Linked DNA regions of Mus musculus: regions 2 and 3 are each linked to region 1. A link is a loop called in an ENCODE intact Hi-C map of the cell type or tissue named here. Cell type or tissue: left cerebral cortex. All regions are shown on one strand. Each heading gives the region's core, and the rest is flanking DNA. Links, peaks and the distances in the headings are about the cores only.

The links. Hi-C counts contacts between places; a loop is a spot of excess contacts. Peaks named below come from ENCODE experiments on the same cell type or tissue, not always from the same donor. Only the 100,000 strongest peaks of a DNase experiment are listed, where the experiment ranks them.
Region 2: a loop joins it to region 1, with 2.1 times the contacts of the local background. A loop is called at or near these places in 2 of 42 quality-filtered maps.
Region 3: it touches region 1 in a loop (4-fold over the local background); 2 of 42 quality-filtered maps call a loop at or near these places.

What each region holds. Positions count from the first base shown.
Region 1 is chr6:90,921,695-90,927,513 of GRCm38, reverse strand. It overlaps a transcript of Iqsec1 not described here. Among named protein-coding and RNA genes, the nearest start is that of Gm38860, 85 kb to the left of the region's middle. In left cerebral cortex, for the core only: no CTCF peak of the experiment used is centred there; DNase peaks (open chromatin) are centred at 1,344, 1,826, 2,142 and 2,523; H3K27ac peaks cover 2,237 bases.
Region 2 is chr6:90,816,295-90,822,113 of GRCm38, reverse strand. It overlaps a transcript of Iqsec1 not described here. Among named protein-coding and RNA genes, the nearest start is that of Iqsec1, 9.1 kb to the right of the region's middle. In left cerebral cortex, for the core only: CTCF peaks have their summits at 1,973 (motif pointing right) and 2,973 (motif pointing left); DNase peaks (open chromatin) are centred at 710, 1,972 and 2,959.
Region 3 is chr6:90,826,057-90,831,875 of GRCm38, reverse strand. It overlaps a transcript of Iqsec1 not described here. Among named protein-coding and RNA genes, the nearest start is that of Iqsec1, 19 kb to the right of the region's middle. In left cerebral cortex, for the core only: no CTCF peak of the experiment used is centred there; a DNase peak (open chromatin) is centred at 2,192; H3K27ac peaks cover 2,298 bases.

The DNA of each region.
Region 1 (5,819 bases), core at 369-5,368:
TGGGTCATGACCCTTTTGGGGCAGTGGAATGACCTTTTCACAGGGGTCACCTAAGGCCACTGGAAAACACAGATATTTATGATACAATTTGCTTTTATTTTTTCTTTTAAAAGACTTATCTATTTTATGTATATGAATACAATGTAGCTGTCTTTAGACACACCAGAAGAGGGCGTCAGATCCCATTACAGATGGTTGTGAGCCACCGTGTGGTTGCTGGGAATTGAACTCAGGACCTCTGCTCTAAACGGCTGAGCCATCTCTCTAGCCATATGTTACAATTTGTAACAGTAGCAAAATTACAGTTATAAAATAGCAACAATAATAATTTTATGGTTGGGAGTCACCGAGACATGAAGATATGTATTAACAGGTCACAGCGTAAGGAAGGTTGAAAGCCACTGCCGTGGAGATTCTGCTTATTGGCTTGCTCCGCATAACTTGCTCAGCCCGCTTTCTTGACCAGAAACTATGGACTTAAAAATGTCCTCACATATGCTGCAGCATGGATTTGGAGGATAATATATTTAAGTAGTGTAAATTGGTTACTGATTCTGAATGATTTACTCATAGACGTAGTTGGGTTTATGGAAACAGAAAGTGGAATGGCACGTTCCAGGGGCTGGAAGGGGAAAGCAGTGTCAGTATCTAGTGGGGACAGAGTTTCAATTTGGAAAATGGGAAACGTCTGAAGATGGGAGGTAGGGATGGTTACACAGTGTGAATTGTCTCATGCTAGAAGTTTCACACTTAATGTGGCTAAGGTCCATGTTTCTGACTGGTAAAAAGGAAGGCAAGGCACCCCTCTGAAGGCTGCAGCGGGGAGGGCTAAATGCTTCTCTCTCTCCTGCCCCTCCCATCTAGGCCTTCTATCCCTGAACTGGGCCTCATCCTGGCCGAGGAAACTCATGCTTCCTGGGACATGTGATAAATGTTTAGATCAGGGAACCATCTGGCCCCAGGTCATTTGTGAATCCAATCTCATTCCACAGATTGCTAATTGCATGGAGATTCTTGGGTCTCTAGCAGATGCTGGCACTGGCACCTCTGTAAGGAGGTCTAGTCCCTCTGATGCATGAAGTCACCAAGCCATATGCCACCACACTGGAGCTGCTGGAGGACCCAGAGCCAGTACACACTCCAGGAATGTATTTTAGGGGTGCGGTATTTGGGTGGTCTTTATTGGCAAAGTAGGCTAGAAGACAGTTGGGTGGAGATTCATGAAGATGGGCTTCCTAGGTGGCCTCATCTATCAGCTTCTTCACAAGGCCTCCTGAGAGATACTGGCAGCATAGAGGTAGCATCTGTGTAACAGCGACAGAGCAGTCCTGAGACCTGGTTCTAACTTTAACTTCTTCTAGCTCTGGCCCTTTCCAAAGGATTCTTGGGTCTGCTGGAGAAACTGTGTCTTCCTTTGGTGGATTATGAGGGCCACTGCCCAGAAAGGTACCTGGGCAGCAGGTGAAGCAGAGGGACTTCTTTCACACTTAGAAAAAAATACCAGAGTGATTTCACCATGAACAGAGGACTGCGGCAGTAGCTTCAGAGGTAGAAAGGATGTTTGCTCTTGCACCGGGTTCCTGCCACCTTTGTTTAAGGTTTTTCTTATGCTGTCATTTTGTAGGGTCCTTCCTGCCCAGGGGTATGTATGAGCCATGGCCTCAGAGTTAGAAGCAGTGAGTTCATCCTGGTTACCCTGTTCCCAGGCCTGAGACCCCATTGCTGCTGTTCTCAAGACATCTTTTATGCAACTGTAGGATGGAGTGGGCAGCTTGAGAAGCCGGTTTGAGAAATAAGTGGCATTCGTGCCTGAGGAGTGTCCCCAGAGCCAGGAGCTATTAATAGAAGCAGTGTTTGGCAGTGAACTGTGTCCATGCGGCTATAGATGCAAGTGGCTTCAAGAGCAGTACCAGGCTAGACTGTGAATGAGGCTGGGTGCCTACATGGCTAGTATATGGGTATCTGAGTGGGCATTGTGCTTTTGACTATCTCTTTAGTGGGGGCACCCCTCTGGGTTTCAGGGGGTATGTGTACATTGGCACTGGTCTTGAGGCCATTGTAAACCAGAGTAAGCCAGTAGCAGCTGGAAAGCTATATCTTGTTTCTGACCAGAAAACCATTTATTTATTAGTTATTGAATTTGGCAAGTACCAGGAATCCTCCTTCTTGAGTGTCCAGAAGCCCTGCTTTAGGGAGATCCCAAGTCTAGATTCATCAACAAATGATCATTATAGAATGGGAGACATTTGCAGTAGAAGCTCACGGGGTGTAGGCTAAGCAGCAAAATGTAGACAGAAGGAGCTACAAAAGAGCAAACTTTTGCCATGGGGCTGCCCTTCCCTGGCTTGAGGTTCAAACTGACAGTATCAGCCACAAGCTACCTTTTTTTTTTTTTTTTTTTTTTTTTTTTTTTTTTGAAGTGGTGCTTCCAAATTTGACATTTTGGGCACTGAGAAATCCAGATGAGCTGAGTGGACTAGACTTTTTTCAGGAGTCTTAGCTAACCCACACATTCCCATGACTCCCACGCAGCAGATACATGAGTGGCAAACTCCAGTCTTAAGGTGTCCTTTAAGATTTGAAATTGCGCTCATAGCATGAATGTGTTTTCAGCTTAGGACTTGTGTCCTAAGAGCAGAAATAGGCAGATCCCAAAGATATGTGCCCCTCTCCCCCCGCCCCAGGCTCAGGGCATCAGTGTTGCTGAAATCAGCTATGCACATGCATAGAAGAGGTGCCATCTCCCCTTTTCATGGCGAGAAGTCAGCACATATGCTCCACCCCAGCTCCAATGTTGTCCTGTAGAGGTGGCCAGTCCTTGGGCAGGCATCACACTGCTGCCCAGTGAGTGCAAAGCTGCAGGGCGTGTGGCAGGGTCTGCTTGTGGTTGAATTATTTAACATCTTAATGAGTCCATTTTTCACATCCTCCACTGGTCCCACAGGAAGGCAGGGCGGGCAGTTGGTAAAGTGGCAATGAATATTAATAGAGCCGCTGGGAGGTGTGTCTGCTTAATGGATCTCCCTACCAGGGTGGGGCTGCCCATCCTAACTTGCAGCCACCAGGGCTCCAGAAATATTTTTCTGGATCTGTGAATGAGAAGAATGATCAGTTTGAGTCTGGACCTTCAAGTACATTTGGAAGTGGGCATATTTAACATCCATGGCACCCATGGGACAGCAGTTCAGTGAGGGATTGTGAATATGTGTGTGTGAGAGTGTTGAATCCTTTTGATCTGGAGTTAACGAACAGTTGTGAGCTGCCATGAAGGTGCTGAGAATAGAAGCCAGGTCTGCTCAAAGAGCAGTCAGTGCTCTTAATCCTTGAGCCATCTCTCCAGCCCCAGGCTGGAGACTGCTTATGCATGAATATGAAGTGATTACCAGAGACCAGGCAACAAACCTGGGGAGTGGGTGTGATGAGTCAGGTTGCGGGGAAATTCAGAGCTGGTCAGGTGCAAGGTTTTCAAATTGTTGTGGAGGTGCCCCACTCCTGCCCTTTCTGAAGAGTACATTCCTTTTAGTTTCTGGGTAGGAACATTCTGGAAAGCTGGATCTACAGGTGCATCTATACAGTGTCCACTGCTTAGCTCTAAGGAAGAAGGAGCTCCTGATGGGCAAAGCTGCATTGTTGGTAAACTTTACACAGTGCTGAGTGAGAGAGAGCCAGTACTAAGGCTGCTGTCATGGAAACATCTGTCCATAGAGACAGGAGTGAGTGACTGCTTGCCAGGGGTCAGGGATCATTAAGGAAAGTGCATCGTATGTCAACAGACTCGAAGAGTTTTATCTATGGAAGAGACGTTTTTCAAGCTGATTTATGGTAGAGGTCACCCTGTAAGGGTATTCTCAGTGGTAGAGTACCTGCCTAGCATTGTTTGAGGCTCTGGTGTAATTCCCAGCAGCAAGGGGAGAGAAAAAACCCAAACATGCATACACGTACACACACGTACACTCATGCATGCACATGCCAGGTTATAAACCAGTTGTTCTCAGCCTGTGGGTCATAACCCCCATCACCTATCAGTTATTCTGCATATCAGATATTTACGTAAAGATTCATAACAGTGGAAAAATTAGTTATGAAGTATCAATGAAATGATTTTTAGGTTGGGAATTACCACAACCTGAGGAACTATATTAAAGTGTCATAGCATTAGGAAGTTATAGAATAAAGAAAATAGAATTTTAAAAAAATCCTGAATCATGGTCATGCCAGTTATTGGAAATTAATTATGTTATGTTCTATACGTTTTTGTTTGCTTGATTTTGATCCTTAGAACATCAGGGTCTAGTATACGCTAGGCTAGTCCTTGACCACTGTGCCACAGACCCCAGCCCCAATGTCCTACATTGTTTTTAATTCTTCATTGTAACCCAAAGTTACCAGAAAAAAAAATTGGTAAAGTTGAGGATGAGTAGAGACAAGCAAAATTAACTATATATGTGTAGGCTGTGAATCCAAATGTGTTCTGATTCTCTGAGGGAGAGAGAGTATATCGGGTGTTGTGTCCATCTGTCTGTCCCTCAGGATCCACTGTCTCCTTTGCATGCCTCTTGTCCTGGAAACCTGTGCTCATGCTGTGCAAGTCCACAGATGAGAGAGAAGTGCAACAGGAGACCAGTGAGCCAAATAGCTGGATTTCATTCTTCCAGTTCTGTTTCTGCTGTTCCTTTGTCCCCAGCCACAGTTGGCACCATGCAATACTTCTGGACCCAAGTAGATGCTCCCTCCTCGTCCTCTAAAAAGGGGCAAGTTGCTCCTGCTGTGCTAGATCGGGTGCTTTGGTGCCTCTGCTTGGTTTCCTGACCTTGCCAATGTTGTTGGATCACTCCAGTGACCCTCCTGGAGCTACTGTTTCCTGCTGAGCAGTGTGTTCTAGATGGTGTGACCAGGGTTTCTCAAAGAGGCTACATGGAGCTAATGGCCTGTGGAATGCTCATCCAGGAGGAGGACCTTGTTCTCCAGGAACATTTCTACTACAGTGGTGTAACTTCCAGTGTCATGTGTGAGACCTAATTGTGAATAGGAGCTCCTGCTGCTCAGCATCTGACCACTGCAGATGCTGCTTTGCATCAGTGCAGAGATGGTGTCCTTTGGTACATGGCCAGAGGATCTGTTCTGTCAGATGGATTTCCCAGTGATACTGGACAGAGCTCTGGCAGGAATGTAGCTGTACAGCTCTAGGGCACTGCATTTGGTGTCAAGGAATCATTAGTGGGGGAAAATCCCCCAAAACCAAAAACCAAAAATCTTTGGCTGTAAGAGCCAAAGACAGCAATTTGAGGCCCCAAGATCAATTTCTTTCTGGGACATTGACTATGATTATTTATTTTATTTATGTGTATAGATGTGTACCTGTATGGGTTTATGTACACCATATGTGTGCAGGTGCCTGTAAAGACTAGAGGCTATCACATTCCTGGGAACTGAGTTACAGGTGGTTATGAGCTGGCACATAGGTGCTGGGAACCCTAACTCAGGTTCTCTGCAGGAGCAGTAAGTGCTCTTAAGTGTCAAGCCATCTCTACAGCTGAAAATTCTTATTTTGTGAGCTTTTCAACAGGCCCTGCCTGAAGTGCCCTGCCCCAGATGCTGAGCCACATGCTGCATCCCAGCTCTGCCCCACTTCAACTGTGCCTGTCCCTTGCCCTCTGAGGTCTGCTGTTCTGGAGCTGTTTGTCGTGGGCCGGCACAGGATGGCTTGAAATTGTCTGAACATACAAACCACTTAGGCTGCACAGGGGGTGAAATACAGCAGCCTTGTCTTGCCTTCTCCCGGTGCCATGGACACATCGATAAATCATCCGTGCTGAGAA
Region 2 (5,819 bases), core at 209-5,208, 110 kb after region 1:
AGACACCCCACCTTCCCAGCTCCTCCAAGCACAGCTGCAGCCCCTCCCACCCTGCCAATCAGACTCCCATTGTCTCCACATCTGCCTGTGCTGCAAATTGCTAGCGTGAGTCTCGCTCAGCATCCTCCACGGGAGGACATCCCGGCTCCTTTCCATAGTACCAGTTCCTAAAAGGCTGGTGATTGCATCCTCAGTGTCCTGCCAGGCCTACCCAAGGGGAAGGCAATGGAAAAGGCCCCAGGTGTCTGGAGACGGGTGAGGCAGTGATGAGCACCCAGCAGGAAGGGGTTGTGGCTGGAGATGGTTCTTGGTGCATCAAGTAGGGAACATTTAGGAATGTCCTCCACTCCATCTTTCTCTCCTGGTACTGTGGTAGTCAGAAGTCAGCACATTTCTAATGTAGCTTGGCAGAGATGCATTCCAGGAGGGCCAGGCTGGTTTCAAAGGTTCTGGCCCAGAAAGTCCAGATAGGCCCAAGAGGGTGTTCACAAATCCTCTGAAAATCTCATGGTGATTGGGACCAAATATGTACAGTACTCAGGCACGAAAGGGCTGCAGGAAGAACAAGGATGAGGTCACCTCCAGGGAGTAGGTACACAAGTGATCAGGCCTGACCAAGGAAACCTCCAGGCATGCTTCCCTGTGGGGTATAGCTGTTAGGCTATATGAGCCAGGAATAAAGTATAGAGAGAGGGAGAATATTCAGAGGAGGTTGGCCCCAGATCCTGTGCTGGCATCAAACTAACCACACACCTACATTGCCACTAGGTAATGAACACTACCAGCCCTCAAAAACATGCGGCGCTTAGCCCAGGATTGATAAGTGATGCTGAGAAGCCTACTAGATGCTGAACTCTAATTTTCTGCTACCCTAGAGTCCCAGTTTAGATCCAGAGAAGTCCAGTGCTCTCTGAAATTCAAAAGTCTGAACAGGACTCCTGAAGAAGGCCCAGGAACTTACAGTTGAGGTATTCAGTCAACCTGGGTCTGACCCCATGGCCCTCTTCCTGGCAGTATGCAAGTAGCCAGTCTCCTAACCACTTGACTTTGTTTCTGCATCTGTGCTGTGGGGCAATAATGGAGCTGTCTTTGCTGGGCCATCCATTGGAAGTGCCCAGCACTAGCTTGTCACAAGATGGGTCATGGGAGAAGCTGAGCCAGATATGATCTTGAGCCAGGATGCTCATGTTCAGGTGGGAACAGACAGCAAGAGGCCCAGCTCCTGTTCCTGTATTTAGCAAGCCCTTTGGCTCATAGGTGAGCTCACCAAGCAATAGTAGAGCTGTGAAGTAGCTCCTCTAGACTGTGGTCCTGCATGTGTCAGGGAGAGTCTTGCTCCAAGTCCAAGTCCACTGGAGATATTGTCCAAGGGAGCAAATGGTCCAGCCCATGAGTCAAGCTTTGCTGATGAGATGTAAGATGATACCACAGTTTGCACTATCTGGGGTTCCAGCCTTGATAGGAGGTATTGTCAAAGGAGCAAATGGTCCAGTTCATGAGTCTTCAGGTTTAGCTGATGGGATATAAGATAACATCAGAGTTAGCACAATCTGGATCCCAGGCTTCCTTGCTCCCCTGTCCTCATTCTCAGGAAGTCTGTAGCTTAATGACAAGGTGGCCCCTATCTTCCACATTCACACTGCTGAAGCTTAGTACCCAGAAGACACTGCCTGGGTTGCTTCTCATTGGCCAGACTTGGGTCATACCCTAATCTCAGGCAATCTCTCAGTCCAGAAGGCATGAAGGCTTTAGCCAGCAGAGCTAGATCTCATGTACATCTTGGGCCTGCAGTGGGGGAGCTAAGACCAAGAGGGTGGTCCACCTGAGTCCTTGAATTGGATATGGCAAGAATCCCAAGCATCAGGGACCTAGAAGTTTGCCTGCAGAGGATCCAGCCACAACTGGAACCTGGATATAAGCAGAGGATGCAGTCATGGAACCTATGTCTACATAGTCCTCAGTGCCCATATCAGAACCACTAGGTGTCAGTGCTTCCTTGTGCTATCGGCCACTTGCTACACACTGCTTACTGGATGACGAAGCCTCCTGTAGGGCAAAGGGCAAAATCACATCATCAATGGGTCCTGCCTTCCTGGGTCTCCACTCATCCATGGGCTCTAGGATAAGGTCTGTCCAGGAGGAAGCCTCTCATCCCAAGGAAAAGCTGCCTGGTAGCATCTTTTGTTTGGTTGGTTTTGGTTTTGCCTTATTCATACAGAAAGTAGGCTTTCCAGCTCCAAGGGCCCACTGAGCACCTATGGGCAGACAGGAATGGAAGCCTCCAGTCCTCTCTGTCCCTAAGCCTGGACAGTCTTAGTAGTTGTGAGCACAGAGGTTCTGAGTGCCCACCTAGGGACCACGGACCCTTTTATTATGTGGGGTTTGCTACAGTAACCCCAGAGATTGAGATGGCACCAAGCATTTGGGACACAGAGGAGTGGAAGCTGGAACTCCAAGGTGCTCAGCAGGCCTATTTGAGAAGGTGACATTTGAGATGATAGCATTGGGGAAGGGAAATGACACCATGGGCATCAGACAGGTTAAACAAAGGCCCTGAGGCTTGATAAAGTCCTCTGCTTTGTGGACAGAAGGATGCCAGTGTGCCTGTGGCAGAGTAGCAGACCCAGTATCGGGACATGAGTCCAGAGAAGTAGGCCAGGGTCTTCCTGTTACATGCTCTATGGCCCTTGCCTGGATAACAGGCCCCACTGAGGCTCTGCAGCCAGAAGTAGCAGAAGGCGTTGACATTATCTGAGAGGGGCCAGCAAAGTAGCCTGAGCATGGCAGAAGCTGACTGCAGGCCTGAGGAGAAACCCAGCGTCCCCTAACCAACCCCCCCCCCCCCCCCCCCCCCCCCCCCCCCCGCCGCCGCCAAGTTTCACTGCTATGGAACCAGCCATATGGGGTTTCTTACTTTCCCTGATATTGAGGCAGCCAAACACTGCCCTCTGCTGGTATGCCTGTGTATAACACTCAGAGCTTTTCTGAGACCTGACAGCATCTAAGTCTCCTTCTGCAACTGCTCACTCAGTCTTCATTGTTTCCCTTAGCTCTAGACAGGTCTCTCTTCCCCTTTACTCCCTTCCAAGCTGTTTCTTCTGACCAGGCATAGTACAGAGTAGTTTAACCCTAGAGCAGCACTTATCATGAACTCTGCCTTGCCTCTGAGCCTCAAGACACAGGAAACACAAAAATAGCCCTCCTGCTTTAGGATGGCCCAGTCAGGATTCCCCCTAGTCCTGCCTACTCTCAGCCACCTAAGCCACCCCTTCCTTCTCATCTTCCATGGTGAAGTTGAACTCCAAAGGATGCCCCCAGGGGAGTGACAGAGTCTAGGTCCTCCACAGAACATGTGACTCTCAGGCGTCACCCTCTGCTTGTCTTCACCTCTGTTCTGGACATATCTATAGCACCTGGGTTACAGGAGAGGACAGGGGTCTAGGTATGAAGTGTAGCAGAGCAGAGCAGGGCAGTCCAAGAGGCCATGGGGTCAGGCTGTAACCCAGCAGGAGTGACTCAACTATAGCAATTAAGCTTTGCTATGGCCTTCCAGGACCCTCCTTAGTTCTGACTTGCTTCTGTAGTAGCTGCAAAGCTTTTTGTCTGGAAGGGTAGGAAGCCAGGAAGAAAGGGGGGAAGAGAGGTGGGCCCATGGTAGAAACATAAGACCAAGAATATTCATTCCTTGGTATCTGAAAGCCGGCCCACTCAAGCTCCACATATGAATACAACATGGGTATTCATGTTGAATGACATCCATGTTCCACAACATCTCTGGTAGGTCTGGATGGGCTGTAAATATCTTACAGTATCTAGTTCTGCTGTGTGGATTAAGGTAAAGACGGAAATCTGGCTTGTTCTGCACAGATATGGTGTCTTTAGGGAATATGTCCAGTCTGGCTGAGTCCAGGAATGCCGAGCCTACAAGAGCCCACACTCTTAAGTAAGAGAGCAGGCCCCCAGGCCTCACTCCAACCTGGGTCATAGAATCCATGTATTTGTTTATCTATCCAGTGTCCAGTGAGGACCAACTGTGTGCTGGACACAGGGAAAGCTTTGGAGCCAATCAGTGAATCCAGACATGGTTTTCCAGCCCCCTTCAACCCAAGGTGATACCCTCTGAGAATGACAGTGGGCCTGTGGGTGGTGCTACAGAGAGAGGTGGTGAGGGGCTGCAGGGGCTGGGGTGGGAGGGGGACCTTGCTGGACCCATGTTGAGTGAGCCAGAGACCCAAATGATAAATGGTGATGGACAGCTTTGGAGATGGCAGAAATTAAATGAAGGGGGTTGTGGTTAGGCCAGGGTATCTAGTGATTACTGCAGCCCTCGAACAGAGAAAGTTCAAGTCAGCCAGGGGGCACAAATGAGTTTTCTTTCAACATAATGACTGGATTTCTCTGCAAGGAACATACCCCAGGGGATATGGTCAGGGCAGTGCTGGTGCTCTGCACCTGGGCTCCATTCAGCCTTCCTGGTGTGTCCAAATGCTAGTGGGGGTGGGGTGCATATGTGAGTTTGGGGTCTTAGTCTGAGATTTCTACAGAGTTCACTGGTTGACAGGACATGGCGTCTCCTGGCATGGCAGATGCCTGAATATGCTGGGAGAAAGAACACAGTGGGAAGCAGGGATCTAAAGGATTTGGGGGCCTGGCTAAGGATCTGGGGACCACCTCTGCAGGAGGCTGTAGGCTCACGACTCTGCAGACCCCATGTTCTGTTCCTACCACAGTCATGACTGTGGGTAGGTAGATGAAGTCAGGGAGGGTGGCAATAAAGAGGAGTGGACCCTTGGGCAAGAACTCAGAGTGAGACTGCACTTGGTCACATTCATTCTCTCAGTCTCTCATTCATCAACTCACAACATTTTATTGAGTAGCTGTGGTGACCCAGGCACTGTGGTCACAACCCTGAACAACAACAACAAAAAAGATCAAGACCCTCTTCTTATGAGGCCGGGACCTGAGTTTGCTGTGCTTTTACCCACCTGTGCCACCAGCAAAATCCCCCATGGAAGAAGGGTGGAGAAGGGGGACACTGGCTTACTCAGGTAGGGAGTGTGCGCTCTCCTGGGCAGGATCCCAGCACAGAGATAGGATAAGGAATAGTCACTCCAGAAAAAAAACTGTCTGAATTCCTCCTGCAGCCTAACTGCACTAGACACCAGAGAGACAAAGACCATGTGAACATGGTCTGTCAGGCCCCAATGAAAATGGACTTTGTGGTAGGTACTCTCACCGAGTACCATAGGTCCTCTTCCTTATTGTATCAGGGTTTAGGAAGGAGGTAGCATCCATGCCTCAGACAGAGCAGCCAGTGGCCTGCCAGGTTATCAGAGGCTACAAGATTCTGGCACCATGCCCACTGCCTATCATTCTGTTACACAGATTCTTTGTGGAAAAGATTGTGCAGTCTACACATCTCTGGGACATTGTTTCCATCCGCAGCTAATAGCTGCTCCATGCAATTGTGCTGTGCATAGGCTGCACCACTTGCCCTGTCCAGTGGCCCTGCCTTCACCTACCTCGCTGCATATGCCCCTGAGGACACTGTTGAGCATTTATCATAGTTCACTCTGCTCTCATTGGCCCACTGTACATATTCACTCATCTGATTTTCATTTTTAAATATTTTTATTTGTGTCTATGTGTGGTATATGCACAAGTGCAGTGCCCTCAGAGGCCAGAAGAGGATGTTGTCTCTCATTGAGTTGGAGCTATGGGTGGTTGGTTGTGAGCTGCTTAACATGGGTGCTGGGATCTTACTTCTGTAAGAGCATCAAGTGCTCCTGATCACCAAGCCATCTCTCTAGCTCCACTCA
Region 3 (5,819 bases), core at 209-5,208, 95 kb after region 1:
ATCTGTCCAATTATTGGTCCCCATGGCACTTCATAGTGGGATCACATGGCAAAACCAAGCCACATGCCTAGAGGCTAAGGAATGAAACAGAAAAAGAAGAAGGGGCTGGCATTCCATAGTCCCTATAGGGAGCCACACCCCCTTGGTGACCTTCAGGCCTCACTCTGGGCCCCACCTCTAAGGTTCCACCATTCCCAACATTGGGGACCACACTGGAACCACTGTGTCTTTGGAACCTTTCCAGAGCAAAACTGTTATGTCCACTTAAATTACGCCCAATCCCAAGACTGTTGTTGGGTACTGGTAGTGCTGCATGGACAAGGCCTGTAGGAGGATTGGTGAACAGCTTTGTCTGGATACCTCAGTTGGAGTCATTTAGCACCTGTCTGGAATTTTTTTAAATTCCAAATATTTTAGATTTACAGGAAATCAAAACAGTAATGCAAACAAGAACAACACCTCCCACATACCTAGACCATTCCAAACACCAGGTAAACAAGCATGGCACACACAACTGCCCTGCAGGCGGGCTGCAGTCACCTCACCTGAAGCAAACAAAACACAGAGCAGCAGTACTTGGCAAGTGGCAACAGAGTTTGGATATGAGCCGGGGTGGTATGGGCCCCATATGTCACATGCACCCCACCTTGGTATCCTGATCACTTGTGTTGTGTATTTTATCTTACTAATACTAAAGAAGGAAGGGAAGGGAGTAGTATGTGCTCGAGGTACCTATGCCTTTCCCTAGGTGCACCATCCCTCTTATCCCCTGCGAATGTATTAACCATGCTGTCCACATGTAGGCCAGCACCTCAGGAGCTGTCATTCGTACTGCTCCTCAATCCTTGACTCCCGACGGAGTATGCCTTGCCCACCCTCTGGGCATCAACTTTCATGCTGCCACTGACCCTGCAAAGCTGCCTGTGCCATCAGTTTGGAGTTGGCATCTGAAGGATGGGCATGTTTGAACTTGATAAGGTCTTGCCTTTGTCACCTGCATCCCTTTCTGAGTCTGTTATATTGGCTTTCTGGATAGTTCCTGACTGAAGCCTTGCCCCACAATCTAGCAGGATTCTTAAAGGGACTCTGGCTGGCCTGAACTTGGTGAGCATGTCTCTGACAGGCCTTGCCCTTCTCCCCCATTTCCTCTGCCTTGCTAAAAACCATTAGATTACAATTTCTAAAACTAGCCACCAACATCTAGTCCCTTATTTGGTCAATCCCTTCTCTTGATGCTCACTATCAAGGTCCAGGTATCAAAGTATTGAAGTCCAGCAAAAGCCCCATTTGGTTCACCTAATTAGCATTAAAATTAAACACCTCATAAAGCAATGTTTCCCCTTTTACCTTTAAAAAACTGCCATTTTCCTATGGGCCACATCTGTCTCCTCTCTATGTAGGGTCCTTTGTCATCCCTACCCTCTGGGACAAACACTCTTTCCCCTTCTCCTTGTTCCCTTCCCCTTCTCCCATGTCCTCTATCTTCTGTCTTTGTCTCTTATTCCCTGACCTCTATCCCTCTGAGGAAAATAAATCTCTTTTATGCTGAGAACTTGGACTTGGGGGCCCTGAGCCAATACAGTTCGGGCATGTATGGCACCTGCTTTATCCTTGGTATCCTCCTGCTTTATTTGTGAGGTGTGCTTGGTCAGGTAGTGCACAGTTCTTATTTAAGGTGTGCACATGCCCCAGTACTGCATGGCTCTTTCCAACTTCCCTTCCCTTTTCTTTTTTTGTTTTTGTTTTTGGTTGGTGGTTTGGTTTAGTTTTCCTGAGACAGTCTCACTATGTTGCCTTGGCCTCGGATTCCTAGGCTCAACCAATCTTCTCATCACAGCTTCTCCAGTAGCTGGAACTTTAGGTGTTTAACCTCCCAATATGGAGCAACCTCTCTTTATTGACTGCTATTTTGAAGTTCTGCCCATGCCAATAAGTTCTGACTAGCTAGTGAGTGTGTTCAGTGAGGGCTCCAGAAGGCTTTCTACCTGGAGTTGCTGAGCAGACCCTGATGAGCAAGGCACTTCACGCTGGGGGCCTCCCCTCACATCAGGAAGGGTGGCTCCCGGAATTGTAGGAATTCTCTGGAGGTCATCTGCAGGAGGGAGGAGGGTGCTAGGAGGCCTAGCACTCAGTGAGGAGCTCACAGATGGCTGCCTGTAGAAGTGCCAACCCAGCTAGTGTCTGAGCAGTGTGGGCGTCCATGTGGACTGAGTCAAGATGTGCATACGTTTCCACCCATAATTCTGCCCAGAATATCCTGAAGTAAACTCCGAGACTGAAACCAAGCAAATGTCTCATAATGTCGCTTTATGACTAAAAAAATGTTGGCAATGGCCTTGACATCCCCAAATAGGGGGTTTGCCTTATAATATACATTATAACATATGTAGAGAGGAACCATTAAAAATTAGGGTTGTGGAGACTTGAGAGATGACTCAGCAGTGAAGCATAAGTACTTAGACCTGAGTTCTATTCCCAATATCCATTGTTGGATGGCTGGTAACAACAACAGCCCCAAGTTGTCCAACATCTCTGGCCTCTTTAGGCATCTGCACTCATGTGCACAAACCCATATATAGATACAAATGCATGCACCCAATCGGTTGGGTAATTACAGCACTTGGAATCCAGGGACAGGAGGATCACCACAGGGGCAAGGCCAGCCTGATCTATATAATGAGTCCCAGGCCAGATATGGCTGCATGGTGAGAACTTGTCTCAAAAGAGAAAAACAATAGGGTTTTTTTAAATGAGGCCAAAGGCTATCCGTAAAATAATGGATAGTGGAAGAAGCATTGCTTCTGGAAGCTCAGGTGTCACACCACTAGGCCAGGACAGGACTAATGTAATGAGAGGTGGCTGACTCTAGGTGGGGGTTGTGGGTGGTTTGGTTTTCTTGGGGACTTTTTTCTATACCCCCTCCCTAGGCATGTAGCCAAAGAACAACCTTGGCTGTCATTCCTCAGGCATTTTATACCTTATGATTTGAACCAGGATCTGTCCTGACTTGGAGCTTATCAGTTCAGCTAGGTGGGCCATCCAGTTTCTAGAGAGCCTCCCGTCTCTGCTTCCCTAGCATTGGAATTACAGGCATATGACACAGTGCAGGGATGCTGGCCACTGGACTCACATTAGCAGTCATGCGAGCAGCCCCCATATCTGTTTTCTGCATAAAGCATTTGGGTGGCATGAAGCACTGATTCTCAGTGCCATACATCAGTATGGAGCTGGTCACACGGGCATGGTGTCACCTTGTTCAGTGCTGTAGGGAGGAAACAGGATACTGTGGATTCCCATACATCTTTCTGGTCAGAATCAGAGGCCAGTTAAGGACTCCATCACATGCCCATGCATCGACATGAACCATAGCACATCCAGACATGAACCATAGCATGAAAGCTGGAAGCCCAGGGTTTGGGTGAGCAGGGTTCTACATTTATGTGGTCATCAGCAGGGCCCTAGGAAGTGGCATCCAGTTAGTGGGAAGAGAACAGAGACCACCAAGACATAATGAGGGACTTTATCATCCAGCTGCCCAGCAAACCCTCCTCTCAAACTTCACTGTTGAAATGAGTCCAGATCCTAAATATGTCCATCCCATAGCTGTTATGTGGCCTCAAGAAAGTGAATTAGCTTCTCCAAGGCTCAGTTTCTTCACGTGGAATGTAGAAAGTCAGTGAACTGGTCACTGTGAAGATGAGAAAAAGAAACATCTAGTGGAGCCGGTTGTCCATTTGGCTGTGGTGGCCATAGGGTGGCTGTCACATGGGTTGGTGACTGCTTCCTTCACTTCTCTAAATGAGCTCAGGAGGACCAGGCTCTTCAGGTTGCAAAAGACATGAATTTGCTTTTCTATAGTCAGAACTATCTGGTCCTTGCTGAGTTTAGGGTGCTGGTACCCTACCTGCCTTACCCAGAAGGCCTGCAGTGTCTGGAGTCCCCCTGCACTCTACTGCTGGTGCCTCAGCCCTGGCTCTTCAGCTGGGCGTCCTGGCATGATGCTTCACCTCTCTTATGCTGTTTTCATCAGGTGTGAGGATCTAGCCCTTCCTCCAAGGTTGGAGAGGACAGCAGGGCACAGGGGTGGGGGCATCCAGATGGCAGAGCCAGCTGCTCTGTGGTAATAGGAAAGTAATGGTGTGGCTTTAAACAAACTTGCCATTCCCTGGCCAGAGGGCTAGGAGCCTGTAGTCTGCTTCCAAGCCTGAGGAGGAGGGAGGACATGATCTATTGGTGCCACTGAGTACTGGAGGGGGGTTAATTAAAAAGGTGGCTGGAAGATGAATTTCTGGAGGCACAAATTGGAAACCAGTGGAAGCTATTGATCTGCTTAATGGGAAGCCAATGGAGTCAGAACGGGCGGTGGCGAGGCTGAGGGCGAGAATGTGGATGAATCCTTCCCCTCAGCTGCCTTCTGAGTGGGGGCATGGGCAGGAGGGTTGAGGTAGAGCCCATTCTGACACCCTGGTAGGGAGCTCAGAGATCTCATCCCAAGCCCTTGTCACCTCCGGTGGCCTGGTTTTTGACAGGTTGACAAATGTCTTCATGCTTAGCCCCTGTCATCTTGCTTCCTGGAGTGGTGGGAAGAACTAGGAAGGGATGAATGGAGGTGAGTGAGGCAGGCATAAGTTCTCAGTGCTGCTTGCAGACCTTTAGGACCCGAATCGCTGTCCTCCAGGCTCAAATATGTAACGCCAGGAAAGGCAAAGAAAAGGGGGCTCAGTGGCTGCAGGTACCAATGGCAGATGGATATGAGAAGCATCAACCATTTCCCAAGTCCCATGCACTCTGACCAGGCTCACAGCAAACATGGTGGAATGCTACCTGCCCGACCTATGTTCTTTTCCAGAGCCCTGGGATTAGCAAGATCCAAACTTCACAGCTGTTCTCTGAGACAGGGGAATGGCTGTGAAATAGCTGGAGTCAAGTTGCCCTCTTCTCCTATTCTCAGCTGGACACACACTCACAAGACAGAGAGAGCTTGCAGGTGAAATTTGCCCCAGGAAAGGAGGCCACTTCTGGCTTCTTTATATTGGTTCCTGGACTTTACAGAGTTGTTTGTCTCTGAGACAGAATTGACAGGCGGATGGGCTGTGTCAGTGTCCCTCATAGATCCCCTGGCCTAAGTCCTTTTTCTCCCTTGCCCCTCAGGTCCTCTTTGGGAGCTTGATGTTCCTTACTAGTAGTCCTGCCTGCCCACCTCTGCCTGGCTGTCACCTAGTAGGGTACCACTGTTCCCTCCTCTTTGCCTCTGGGCTTCCCCAAGGCTGATCTACCCTACCAGCACCAGAGGGAGCTTTTAAACACTAAATCACCCCGTCACTGTCTGATTTCTCAAACTCCCCTCTCCCCACCAGAACTTGCTGCCGCAGATAGTACAGTACCACACTTCTTCACAGCCTCATCCCATGGCCATGGTTCCAACCCCATAGTCTCCCAGCTCTCAGCCTAGCCTGCCTCCTTCCTCACTTCTTTTGGCTCAGCATAGGCCCCTTCTGCCAGCACACCAGCCCTTCTCCATCCTCAGGACCTTTGTACCCGCTGTCCCTGCTGCCTGGACCACTCTCGCCCAGGTCTTCCCATGTCGGCTGGCCTTGTTCAGGCTTCTGCTAAGGCTGCCTTCCCGTGGAGGCTCTCCCTGACCACCCCCCTGAGCTTTCACAGATGACTGAACTTACTCTCGAGACATCTTTTGCATGTACTTGTTCATTAGTTTTCTGTCTGTCCCTCTACTTGCTCAATCCCCAGAGCCAGGGTTCAATAAACATTTGTAGAATAAATCAATGAACAACTGCAGATCTGTAGGAATTCTGCTGGGA